2 separate regions of the Homo sapiens genome follow, and region 2 is linked to region 1. A link is a contact called in ENCODE Hi-C or POLR2A ChIA-PET data. All regions are on one chromosome and are shown on one strand. The core of a region is the stretch at or near the end of the contact, and the rest is flanking DNA. Distances in the headings are between cores, read along the strand shown. Region 1 holds the start of MIRLET7A1HG (miRlet-7a-1/let-7f-1/let-7d cluster host gene). Region 2 overlaps NINJ1 (ninjurin 1).

What was found. Hi-C counts contacts between places; a loop is a spot of excess contacts on that map. ChIA-PET counts read pairs that join two places held with the same protein, here RNA polymerase II (POLR2A). Pooled maps may share reads with other maps.
Region 2: a loop to region 1 is called in a map of CD14-positive monocyte, with 9 times the contacts of the local background. The contact joins the enhancer-like site here to the promoter of MIRLET7A1HG in region 1. A Hi-C loop is called at or near these places in 1 of 168 maps with a recorded cell type or tissue (CD14-positive monocyte) and 1 of 50 pooled maps. POLR2A ChIA-PET finds 5 or more read pairs at or near these places in 1 of 52 experiments (GM10248).

What each region holds. Positions count from the first base shown.
Region 1 is chr9:94,163,582-94,169,866 of GRCh38, reverse strand. It overlaps MIRLET7A1HG (miRlet-7a-1/let-7f-1/let-7d cluster host gene), which reads right to left and starts at 3,609. Exons shown (of 5, transcript NR_170278.1): 1 at 3,486-3,609. RefSeq lists silencers at 2,885-2,954, 3,185-3,984 and an enhancer at 3,680-4,244.
Region 2 is chr9:93,118,791-93,125,766 of GRCh38, reverse strand. NINJ1 (ninjurin 1) reads left to right here. Exons shown (of 4, transcript NM_004148.4): 3 at 705-868; 4 at 3,537-4,271. The coding sequence ends at 859. Among named protein-coding and RNA genes, the nearest start is that of NINJ1, 12 kb to the left of the region's middle. RefSeq lists a silencer at 689-853 and enhancers at 4,752-5,567, 5,421-5,650, 5,568-6,384. Within about 2 kb of position 5,279, at least 31 of the 41 ENCODE cell types and tissues checked have a DNase peak (open chromatin) inside an H3K27ac peak, as active enhancers do; they include CD14-positive monocyte, where a contact is called at or near this core.

The DNA of each region.
Region 1 (6,285 bases), core at 2,360-4,859:
GAGAATTATATATTTGGCTAATAAAAATATGGGGTGGGTTTCTCAGGTGACCAGAAAAGTACTGTAACTTCCTGTTAATGAAAAATTCACACAAAGTAGAAAAGTATCCTCAGGGGATTGCCTCCAGGATACCTCCTTCTCCCAGAGGAAAATCCTCAGATGCTCAAGTCCCTTATAAAATGTGGTGTCATATTTGCATGTAACCTACACACATCCTCCTACATAGATTACTTACAATACCTAATACAATGTAAAAGTTATGTAAATAGTCGTTATACTGTATTATTTTTGATCATATTATTTTTGTTGTACATACTTTTTTTCCCCCAAATATTTTCCATTTGAGGTTAGTTGAATTCAAGGATGCAAAAATCCTTGGACAGGAAGGCCAACTGTGCTTAACAGAAGAGCAAAATGCTCCCAACTTGTATTCATTACGTTATGGTAGAACAAATGATCCAAAATGTCTTATTCTTAGAGAAGCAAGAGACTTAAAGGTATAGCTGTCGGCTGCCTCAAAACACTTAAACCTTGTATTTAGAAAGGGCCTAAGAAATCACCTGATTCGGCCAGGAACCCGGTGGCTCACACCTGTAATCTTAGCACTTTGGGAGGCTGAGGAAGAAGGATCACTTGAGCTCAGGAGTTGGAGACCAGCCTGGGCAACATAGTGAGACGTTGTTTCTATTATTTAAAAAAAAAAAAAAAAAAAAATCACCTAATGCAATTTCTTCACAATTGAGATGAAGCTGTGGAGAGACAGAACATTTTTGGCTGTTTATCTGAAACTACAACTATTCAGCTAGAGAAATCTAATTTTAAAAAAAAATCTAATTTTTTTAAAAACAGTGCACTAGAACTGCACTGTTCATTTGGTAGCTGTTAGTCACATGTTGCTACTGAGCACCTGAAATGTGATTAGCCCCAAGTGTATGTGTTGCAAGTGTAAAACAGTCTGGATTTCAAAGACTTAATACCAAAAATAGTGTAATGGCTCTCATATTTTGTCTATTTAATGAAGTCCATTCTTAAGTGATTATACAACGCTTAGAACACCTACACAGGCAAAAAGCATATGATGATCAGTCCTGAGGTCACATTAAGCAATGCTGACAACTCATTACTGGGGATTCGGATTCTTCTAGTCTCATCTAGACATGGATAAATAATTGGCAATAAATATTATGGGATGGAAAAGACCTCTTATGGTCTAAAGAAAAGCTTCACAGGCTATTAAAAATACTATGATTAAAACGCATACTGGTCCTGGATGGCAAATTTACTTCCCAACTTGTGAAACTAAAGTAGGTGGCTCATGTTCCACCAAATATAAACAGCCCATTTAATACTCGTTAAAAAATATTAAACTATAATACTTTACACAATGCTATAAACGAGAAAAACACCCTACAGAAGTTGTTTTTCAACTTTTGACACTCAGCTTCACAGGATTATTTTACAGGAATACACATGTGTCGAGCTGAATCAACACGCTATTTTGTATTCAATGGAATATTTTCTACTTTTTAAAAAATTCGGATCACCACCCACTAAAGTGACTTCATGACCCTATAACTCAGGACCTACAGTTTGAAACACTAGTTTGGCGCTCTTAACACTCGGTAATTCCCATATGAGTAGTTATTATACTATCTTAGCTATTAAAAGTACACAATGTCTTGTGTGCTGCTCTCTAAACCAAGATATGTCTAGTTAATGATAACAGGAATAAAATGACCTTAAGATATAAACGTTTGAGACTAACTTGTTTAATACTTATTTCTTCACTGTGTAAAACTGAACGCAGTTACACATTTTCGTTTTAGAAATGGTTTTGTTTCACTCCACTTTTCACACTTGCAAGATTCTTAAGTGTCTCAAGTTCAACAGAGCTTCAATTTAAGTGAGGGGAACCCACAGCCTGTCTACACATAAAAATACTCTCTTGCTGTCACTGCAATGTAACTATTCAAAAAAGTTAACTTTTCCCCTCACACTGTAATTGCACCTAAGTGATAAATTTTAAAATGCTATATAATACCACTGAATTTACAGGACGTCAAGAAATTTGTCTATTCTCAAAGTTGAAGTTTCAAAGTAAACTTTTAACAAATATGTATAATGAATCAAACATTCTCACAAAACCCAAAGTAACTTCCAAGTTTTTACTTCCCTAACTACACATACTTCCCGAATATACAGTAAATAAAACCAGACCCCGCCAAACACCAAAAGAATTCTGGATATAAACAATTATTTCCTAAACTACACATAAATTTGGAATTTGACATTCAATGTTCTTATACTTCAGGCCAACAGAAATAAATGCAAAGGAATGCCACATGATGCTTTAACTTTAGGAACTGTATGCCAAGAAAGCAGTATTATCAATGAAGTTAAAAAGCAAAACTCAACCAGTCTCCTGATTTACCTCAAAATTTTAACATTCACTGTCTTCCCTGCCTTTTTCCTGTCTGCCCGCCCTCTCGTTAGTCAATTTTTTAAAAACCGGTAAGTTGAAGAATACATACCATTACCTCTGACACAGAATCTACTGTAAAAAGTTGAAAGACCGAAGGGCATTACTGGCCAAGGACATACAGGTTACCACATTCCTCACACTAGAGCCCGCCCGGGAAGTTTATTAGCAAGCCTTCTGAGAGGCACTCGGTTCCAAGAGTTTGCAGCGTCGACTCAAAAGGCCAGCGCTGTTTCCGGTGACACCGAGTCGCAAATCTCCAAGCCCCGTCCCCCGGGATACGATTTCCTCCCGCTCCCGCGTTCCCCTCCCCCTCGCCAAGGACGGCTGCCGCAGCGGACCTCCAGCCGCAGCAGCTGCTTCAGGAAGGGAGGCTGCACTTGGCCGCGGGGAGCAGGGGCATGCAGCCAGCCACGACTCTCCCGCCCTCCCCGCCCGCGCCTTCCCGCCCTGTCCCCCCGCCCCTCGCACTTCCTACCTTCCCTCCTTCATCCCAACCCCCAAGGCCAAGGTCTCCCCGGCCCACAAACTTGATAGCGGAAGTGACGTCAGAGGCACCTGGCGGCGCCTACAACCAGTCACGCCACAGTCAGAGGCGGCGCCGGCCAACAGGCGCCGGCCGGAAGGCGGGCCTTCCGCCCGCCCCAAGTTTGATTGAAGCGGGGGGAAGGGCGGGGTAAGGAATGTGAAGAATGACCCCCCCTCCCCCGCCCTGTCGGTGAGGAGCTGGGCGGGAAGCGGAGGGGGTTGGAGCCGGCCCCGCGGCGGCCACGCGGCACCCCTCCCCCGTGCCCCGAGCGCCCGCGACTTCCGCTAGCAGCCCGCCGGCCCCCCGGGGCCACCCGCCCGCTGGAGGGGGCAGGCCGCCCCACCAGTCCCAGCCCGCGTTAGCCGGACAGGCGCGGGCCGGCGCACGGCTCTCCCATTCTGCCCACCCGCTGCCGCGAGTCTCCGCGAAATAAAATGGCGACGGACCCGCGCTCGCTGCCGCGTCCGCCATACCCACCTCGCGCTCGCGGAGAGGGCCGTCGCGGCCGTGGGAATGCCCCGGCCCTCGCGCCCGTCGCTGCCGGGAGAGCACCGCGCCAGGACCCGGATGGAGGCGCGGGCGGGCGCCGCCGCGGCGGCCTGAGGGAAAGCAGCGCGGTCGCCGGGAGGCCGATGCAGGGGCGGGCGCCGCGGAAAGCGCGCAAGCCCATTGGTGAAGCCGTCTGATTGAAGTGCGCGTCGCTCTTTCGCCTTGGCCTAGCTGAGCTCGTCCGTCCCCTCACTGGAGGGCGGCGGCTGGGCCCGCCTCGCGCGGGGTGGCCACCGTGGGGGAGGCGGGTCTGGCCCGCCCACCAATACCATCTCCTTCTTTCCTAGTGGAGGGCTGAGAGAGTGGCGGGGGTGGTGTCCTCCAGGCCCTGCCCTTTGCGCGTGATGGGCTGGCTGTGTCACGTGGCCGCTGAACGCGCTGCCCGCGGGGCGGGGCGGCTGCTTTGCTCCCTCAGGCTCCTGGGGGCAATTTACACGTGCGCGACCCGGAAGGTCCGAACGCTGTCCAGCGTGCAGCCTCTGGCTCTTTTCCGTCAACTGACCCTGTTCCCTCCAGGAGGCCTTGGCCAGGCCTCCTGGAGTTCTGTGCCTCAGTTTGCTCATCTGTCAAATGGAGGAGTTGTGTCCGCCCAACCTTTTACTTTTATTCCTTGACGTTTTGGGGTCTGAGGGTTTTTTTGTTGTTTGTTTTTTCGAGACACGGTCTCTCGCTCTTTCTCCAGGGCTGGAGTGCAGTGGCGTGGGTCACGGCTCACTGTAGCCTCGACATCCGGACTCTAGAGATCCTCCCACCTCAGCCTCCCTGAGCTTTTTTTTGTTATCTTTTCCAACCCATGTTTTGAAGATTTTTGTCTTCAAATGTTTTTCAAAGCAATCCTTGATTTTGTTGTTTTAAAATTAATCCAAAGCCCAGTTCCTCCATCCCCATTACAACTTTCACATGCTAGGACTCTGAAATCACTAGTTAAGGTGTCGTTTGAGGTCTCTGCCAGTTTTAAGATTTTATGGCTGGGAACCGCAAGACCTGGGCTGTAGCTCTGCTTTTTGTAATTCATTGTGACTTTGTGCAACACTTTTAAAAAAGTGGGTCCTTGTCTGTAATAGAACTATGGGAAATAGTACTTGACATGCTGTACGTTTACATTTATGATCTTAGGTGGTGGTATCAGCTCCCCTTTTAGCACTCATATTAGTGTATGCAATAAGTGCCAAAGGAGTTTGTTTCGTTTTGTTTTTAATGGGGACTTTATTTTGTGAGCTAAAGTGAACAAGAAACTAGAGGGGGGGAAACTTGAGCTTAAGCCATGGGTAGGATTTGGGGAGGACTTCTTGAGGTTAGAAGATATATTGAGAAAGGAGAGAGCAGGCCCCAGAGCTAGATCGAGTACAGTTCAGGGGAAGAGTGTGGTTATGCTGCAGGGGATGTGGAACTCTTCAAGGGCAGAAACTGTTTTGTTCCTGTCTATGCCAAGTACCTAGCACAGCAGTAGGGTAGGATTAAATGATATCTAATAATGATGAAGTAGGCTGAGGTGGGAAGAAAGCATTAGCAAATAAACCAGGATATTGTTGGATATCAGAGTTAAGAGGTACTGTGAGCCTCAATTAGAGGTTGGTAGTAGAGGCTGGTGGGCCAGTGTGTTTTAGAAGAAATAAGAAGCCTTATAGCACTATGAGCCCTTCTGACATTTTCTTCATATGTTCATCGGAAACTTCTTGGTGAGTTTGCAAAAGTGCATATGACATACATTACCCTTTACCTTCCTATCTGTGCTTCATTTTTTACCCTTGAAGGTCAACTAAATGACGCTAAAGTAGAATCCATTTGGAAAATGTTAATGGATTTGACAATATAAATGAAAACTGAATTTTAAAAACTTTGAAGTTAAAAGACAAAAATTGGAAATATTGTAAAAGTCTAAAAAAATCTCTAAGAGACAAAACATTAATTTGAATGTCCAGTGGTTAAAAGCAAGGATCTGGAACCAGACTACTAAGTGTGAATCCCAGTTCTGCCTCTTCCTAGCTGTACAACTATGTACCGGGCAAATTGTATATCTTTTCTGTGCCTCAGTTTCTTCATCTATAAAATAGGGATAACAATACTTACCTTACAGGCTGTTGAAAAGATTAATATAAACATCTTAAGAACTAAGAACAGTGCTTGGTACACATAAGTACTACATAAGCATTTGCTAATATGTTATCCTTAATAAAGTGGATTTTTTTTTTCAAATCAATAGGATAAAGTGAACACTCCTATTAAAATATGGACTGTTTAAAAAGGATGTGAACTGACAATTTACAAAAGAAAATGGCCAATAAATATGAAAAGATGCTCATCCTCACTAGTAATCAAATAAAGACAAAGTTTTAAACAATGAAAGCTTTCTTATCTCTTAGTTGATCAGTGGCATTGTAGAAGGAAACATTGGAGGCATTAGTATAAATTTCTGCAAGTCTAGGGGCCAATTTGGCAGCAAGAATCGGAATCTTTGAAAGTGTTCCTTAATCCAGCATTTTGCCACTGCTAGGAATTTATGCCTAGAAAATAACAGGACAAACATACAAAGATCCTCCACAGGCTGTTCATCATCTTGTTTATAGTAGCCTCAAATCACAACCATCTACCAGTACACCATAGGTGACTGCATAAATTACGGTCCAAACATGCCATGAAAAGGTATGATCGTGGCCAGGCGTAGTGGCTCACGCCTGTAATCCCAGCACTTTGGGAGGACGAGGCGGGGGGATCACTTGAGGTCAGG
Region 2 (6,976 bases), core at 4,030-6,529, 1.0 Mb after region 1:
TTTTTTATTTTTGGTAGACACGGGGTCTTGCTATGCTGCCCAGGCTGGTCTCAAACTCCTGGGCTCACGTGATCCTCCTGTCTCGGCCTCCCAAAGTGCTGGGATTACAGGTATGAACCACTGTGCCTGGCCCCACCCTGCACTTTGAAAGAGCACAGAGTGGGGTCAGGGCCTGGCCTGTGGGCATTAGGGCAGGTGTTTCACCGGGTTCTTGTTGACCCATGCCATGAGATGGCCTCAGTCATGCCAGTCCTACCTTCTGGGCCCAGGGTCCCCTTCATGGCTGCGTAACCTTGGGCAAGTGGCTGAACCTCCCGGGCCTCACTTATAAAACAGGCATCATAATAGAACTGCAGCTTGTGGCAGGAATCACTAGATTAAGGCACGCAAAGGGCTCAGTGCATTTGCCCAAACCTGGCCTTTGGTTGACGTCCATAGCTTCAATTCGTATAAGGAAAATATGGGGGCTACAGAAGGTGGGGTCATAGACCGTGGGGTTGCCCAAGCCAGGGGCGCTGTTGTCCATGTTTCAGCAAAACAGATGTATTTTTCTCTGGGCGACAAAACTCATCCTAAATGCGACTGAGAGCCCTGTAATGTCCCAGGACAGCTTGACCGCTGGGGTGGGTCCCCTTCCACTGTCCCAGGCTGGGGCGCTGCGTCTGGGCTGCCCTTGGCACCATCCACTCCTCTCTCGCCCACAGTCAAGTACGACCTTAACAACCCGGCCAAGCACGCCAAGCTGGACTTCCTCAACAACCTGGCCACGGGCCTGGTGTTCATCATCGTGGTAGTCAACATCTTCATCACGGCCTTCGGGGTCCAGAAGCCCTTGATGGACATGGCACCCCAGCAGTAGGACACCCAGGTGAGCTGGGAGATGGGGCGCGAGGCCTGCAGTCCTGGGGTTGCTCGCTGTTGGAGGCTCTTGCAGTGTGGTGAGTCCCTGGCCGGCCAGCCTTGGACACCTTCCTAGGCCATGGGCATCCTCGTCCACACCTACAAGGCCAATGCCTGGCCACTGCCTTGAGGCCAGCCCTGCCACTGGTGCTGGCCACCTGGGGTCCTGTGGTCACAGTGTTTAGATGGAATGTGTGTAGGAGCCACCATTTGAACATCCTGGAGAACTCACTTAAACGTAAGATTTCTATACATTCAGAATGTCTGTCCGATAAAAAAAAAAAGATTTCTGGGTCAGGCGCGGTGGCTCATGCCGGTAATCCCAGCACTTTGGGAGGCTGAGGCGGGCAGATCACTTGAGGTCAGGAGTTCGAGACCAGCCTCGCCAACAGGGTGAAACCCCGTCTCTACTAAAAATACAAAAAGTGGCCAGGCATGGTGGCACATCCCTGTAGTCCCAGCTACTCAGGAGGCTGAGGCAGGAGAATCGCTTGAACCCAGGAGGCAGAGGTTGCAGTGAGCTAAGATCGTACTACTGCACTCCAGCCTGAGCGACAGAGTGAGACTCTGTCTCAAAAAACACCCAAAACCCAAAGATTTCCGGCTTCTCTTGATAAGTCAGGGGCTCTGCACCCCTTATCAGCTCCACTTAGCAGGTGAAGCTTCCTCCCAGCCCTCGTCTGAGAAAAAGGGACCTTGGTATGACCGCCTGCCTGACATGCCCACCTCACTGTGCCACTCTGACCAGGACGGTGGGATTCAGGATCTTGTCACGTGGAGCCCTTGTGACTCTTCAAGTCTGCCCCTTGCCGGGCCTCGCAGAATCTGTTAGCTGCCTGCCTTAGGCTGGACCCTGGCTGTGTGCAGGATGCAGACTGAGGCTGTCTCTACAGGACGAGGCACCCAGTGTAGGAAGACTTCTCACACCACATACAGCCTCTCCCTGTGTCCTTGCTCAGAGAGGGTGAGCGTCTGCCCAGTGACACAGCCTGGGAGCAGGATCCACAGGAAGGCCTGGGATGCAGCCATGGCCAGGGCCACATGGTGCACACACTACAGTCCATGCAGCCAGGCCAGGGCCACACACCACAGTCCCCGCGACCTTAGGCCTAGGGGTCACCCCTCCGGTTTGTAGCAGAGGTGGAGGTGAGTTGCTAAGGGAGGGGTGGGCACTCCTGGCAGGTGGCCATCTCTCCACCAGTGGTGGCCCATGGCAGAGTAGACAGGAGCAGTGCTCTTGGGGCAGAGCGCCTGTGTGTCAAGGATATATAAAAATTTCCCCAGGCCAGGCACGGTGGCTCACACCTGTAATCCCAGCACTTTGGGTGGCTGAGGCAAGCGGATCACCTGAGGTCGGGAGCTTGAGACCAGCCTGACCAACATGGAGATACCGTGTCTCTGCTAAAAATACAAAATTAGCCAGGCGTGATGGCGCATGCCTGTAATCCCAGCTACTCAGGAGGGTGAGGCAGGAGAATCGCTTGAACCTGGAAGGTGGAGATTGCAGTGAACTGAGATCACGCCATTGCACTCCAGCCTGGGCAACAGTATGAGACTCCATCTCGGGAAAAAAAAAAAATTCCCCAAGAGGGCATAGTGAGGATGAGGTGGGGCGCTGGGGCCAGCAGCTGGGTTGGGAGCACCCTGCATCCACCTGGCCTCACCCCTCCCCACACGGGGGCCAACGAGTGACCGCTGCTCGTAGTGGCCCATGGCCTCTCAAGCTCCCCTACCACACCCAAGGCCATTCCCCCAGTGGGATCACGCCAGCCCCCAATGTCCCGGCCGTGGAGCCTGAAGTCACCCTCCTGAAAGGACCTGGATCTGGGCGGCCCCATGTGGGGTCCGAGTCACTGTCCAGATGCTGCCTCCAGTTTGTAGTTAAGTTGTCCTCTTCCAGAACACCTAGATGTCAGCTGCTCCCTGGCTTGGGCATGTGGCCAGGCCATTTATTAATCACCTGCTGTGTGTGCTGAATGCAGTCCCTAACTCTCCCAAGCATGAGTTATCTGCCTGCCGGGAAGAGGGTGCTGCGTCTGTGGGCCACGTGGGGACCCAGCAGTGGACCTTAAAGCTGTCCTCAGAGGCTCGGAGGCCAAAGCTGCTGTGTGTCCTGCGTGGAGCAGTCAGAGAGGTCTCAGGCTTCGTGGGTGGCTATGGTCACAGCTGCCCAACCCGAGCCCCCCATGCTGGGCCAGGCCTCTAAGTCCTGGCAGTAACCCAGCCATGCTATATTCATTCCATTTTCAGAGGGGAAACTGAGGCATGGAGTACTTTGACACCTCTCATGTCAGAATCAGGCTCTTCTCCTTCCTGAGTCCGGGTGTGCAAATGGCCCTGACACTCGGGGCTTGTCACAGCCTGGCTCAGAGCCTCTCCTCTCCCTCCTTCCAGGCTCAGAGCCTCTCCTCTCCCTCCTTCCAGGCTCAGAGCCTCTCCTCTCCCCCCTTCCCAGGCTCAGACCCTCTCCTCTTCCTCCTTCCAGGCTCAGACCCTCTCCTCTCCCTCCTTCCAGGCTCAGACCCTCTCCTCTCCCTCCTTCCAGGCTCAGACCCTCTCCTCTCCCTCCTTCCAGGCTCAGAGCCTCTCCTCTCCCTCCTTCCAGGCTCAGAGCCTCTCCTCTGTCTCCTTTCCAGGACCCTGGATGTTGCCTGCCCTGCAACTCAGCTGCCCGACCCCAGGAGTCGCCATACCTGTGAGGTGTCCACCTCCCTGCACATGGCACTACCCAGACTGCCAGAGCCCAGGCTGGCCTCATCTGCACCATGTCCCCGGACCAGCCCTTGCTCTGACTGCGGCCAAGCACCACGCAGGAGGCCACTCTTGTCTCTCAGCAGCTGTTCCCAGGAGGCAGCTCCCTCCTGGCACATGGGGGCTGGCCACAATAGCCCAGAGGGTCAGAACTGGACAGCTGCAGAGACCTGTGCCCAGAGAAGGGTCTCGACCCACTCAAGGACACACAGCAGGTCCGTGGATGGGCTGGATGAGTGACCAGGGCCAGCCTCTGTCTCAGGACATTCCAGAAGGACAAGGAGATGTCTCTCCCTCTCCCAAAGCACCAGCGTCCCTGCCTCCCGTGGGCCCTGTCCGGGTTGCCCTGGTGACCCCAGCCTCTGTCCACTTCCTAACCCAGGGACCCTGCACAGCCAGAACTGCCTTTGGCCCTACGGATGGCCACTGGCTCTGGTCTTAAGTGCCTGGGCTTGGTGGCCATCAAGAGGGAGCCAGTCAGGCCTGTGAGGGCCGTAGACCTTGTATATACCCTGCACCAGCAGTGACCGGGCAGAGCCCAACCCCCTCCACGGGGGTCCCAGCACCCACTTTTCTAATCATGAATGAACAATAAAGCCCACGCTCTTTGTCAGGCTCCACATGCCATCTCCCTGTTCCCGGGGCTGGACCGGCCTTGGCTTCCCTGTCCCCTTTCCAGCTGCCCTGCAGGGGCGTCAGAAGCACACGGTTCTGGCCAGGGCCGCCTTCTCCAGAATCTTGGCTTGGGGAGCTCTTTGGCTCCTGACATCTCCTGGGGTGAGGTTTGGAGGCACAGAGGTGGAAGTCTGAGGTCACTGGCATCAGCAGCCCCTAGTGACCTCTGACCCAGGCAGGGTCAGGTGGGGAGCGGCGTCGTTTTCCCCCTCACATGTTTCCAGCACTGTTTTCCTGCCCCCGCCTGTGGACAGGCCTTGAGGTGCTGCCCCTGAGTCTCTCCTCTACCAAGTTTGAAGTTGCTGCTTCCCCGCAGTGGTGTCCAGTGATGCCTGTGGTCAGCGGGGACATTCTCTGGGCACAGGGGAGCTGGGAGCCATGCCGGGACCAGGCCCTGGACTCTCAGGGCCCACCTGCCCCACAGGACCCCTCACCCAGTGGAAACCTGGCTCCCGGGCCGCCAGTGTCTGGCGTTTCACTCTCTTCTCCTTGGTCCCCCATCCTTCCCCAACCCCCCACTACCCATTCTGTTCTCCCCACCGCCCCTCCCAGCCCCAGCCCCTCATCTCCCTGGATGTGGAGCATCTGGTGGCCTGAGGTGGGAGTGGGGTCAGCCTGCCCCGTCCTCCATCCCGCACTGCCTCTGTGTCCCCGCTGTGGGTCCCCCGACCTGGCCCCTCCAGCTGAGGTACCTGTGCATCTCCTGCCAGCCTCTGCCCTTTCCTCCTCCAAGCAGCCTTCCAGGGGCACAGGGGAGGGGGCAAGGCCTCCAGCACTACTGAGGCCCCCACTTACTTCCTCATCACTTTTCTTCTGTCCCCACCTGGGCTGAGCCCCGTGACTTGGGGTGGCTCCAGCTCCCGTTCCTCGGATGGATGAGTGGCCCCCACCTGCAGTCCTGTGTCTGGGCTGACATCAGGTCTGCATAGCCCCATTGCTGAAGTGACAGAAAGCAGAAGCACTCCTGAGTGAGGGGGTCTAACTGGGCTCTGCTCTAAAGCACTCCCGGGGGAAAACAACAGCAACTACTGAGTAGGTGGACCGCGTGGATGCCGAGAAGCTGAGCTCGTGGCACTGCTCTCTCCACTTTTGTGTTTGTCCCATAGAGGGTTTGAAAAGTAGTTGATATGGGAATGAGTTCTGAGATGTGCTGAGTTGAAAAGGAAGCTGCGAAGGTATACGGTGGGTGCGAAATGTGCTCCTGACAGGAGGCAATGTAGCATTGGCCGCAGGTTGCGTGGCCAGCGCTGACTCAGATGCATGCCGCCCAGCGCTTGGTCCCTGATTTGGCCATGGCCTGCAGTGTGGGCTGGCTGGCAGCCAGGCAGGAGGGAGGGCCCCCTGTGTGCCTGGCCTCACACACCAGCAGCCGGATGTTGGCCAACACATGTCTTAGCTCCTCCTTTGGCCAGGAGAGGAAGTTCACTGGGACCGAGTCGGAGGGGTGAACCCAGATGACTGTGCTGGGCCCTGGGCCATCCCCAGTTGGATGTGTGTGCCCTGACCCCCTGCAGTCCCAATGCCCAGGTGGCCTCCCCTACTCAGACGCCCATGCTGGCCGCCCCCAACCTCCCTGCCCACCAACTCCCAGGCTTATTCACCAACCACTCCACCAGCTCTGACCCTGACTTCTGGGGTTCCCATCTCAGTCCTCAGCCTGTGCTGCTGCCCCCTGAAGAGCATCCTTCCAGGCCCCCGTCGGCTGGCCGGGGCTTAGCTCTAAGGTTACTCCAGAGGCCGTCCTGACCAGTCTGATGCCGCCCCTCCCTGATCACTGTCTTGGCCCCATTACAATTTATGCTCTGGTGCCTTGGGATGGAGTCACTGTCCATGTTGCCAGAGACAGTGCGGCCAGGTGGACTCTCCCCTGGAGCTGGAGTCTGAGTCCAGCCCAAGTCCAGGGCAGGCACTCCGAGAATGAGTGTTCTGCCTGCTGGGTCTCCTGAGGGCCAAGGGGCTCTGCTGGAGCTGGGGGCATGGCTTGGCACCCGCATCCCTGTCTGTGCTTCTCCTACTTAAGGATCCTTTGTCTGACCTGGCTCTCCTACCAGATGCCATCACCTATCTGCAGCCTGTGTCCTCAGCACTGTCCAGCATATAGTAGGTGCTCAGTAAATGTCTGGGGCAGAACCCACTCACTTGCCTGTATGTGCTAGGCCCTGTGCATGTGTCACAGCAGCCAAGGGACAGACAAAAAACAGGCCCAGGAGCTGCTCAGAGCCAAGCTACCTTCTGGGAAGGTTTGACAGCGCCTATGGGGTCCTGGGACCTGATGTATCCACTCCAGCCAGTCCTGCCCGTGGATTCAGCTCTGTTCTCACGGGGGACCTGGAAAGTGAACAAGATGCACCCACGAAGTTGGGTGGTGGGGGGGGACATGGAGGGACACACAGGGAGCTCAGGAGGAATGGGCAGGGAGGTCAGTAGGTGACCTGGGATGATGGCGAGGGGCCATGCAGAAGTCTGGGAAGAAGGTTTGAGGGCAAGGAAGCCTTTGCACAAGTCCTGTGAGCTGGGCTGGTGTTGGGGAAGCAGTGAGGTGCGGGGGCAGGTAGGGGCAGTCGCATAGAGCTGGAGATGACCAACTGGGCAGAGTGTGATGGGAGGGTTTCCTAACCTCTTTCCTATAACAGAGAGATTATTAGATAGA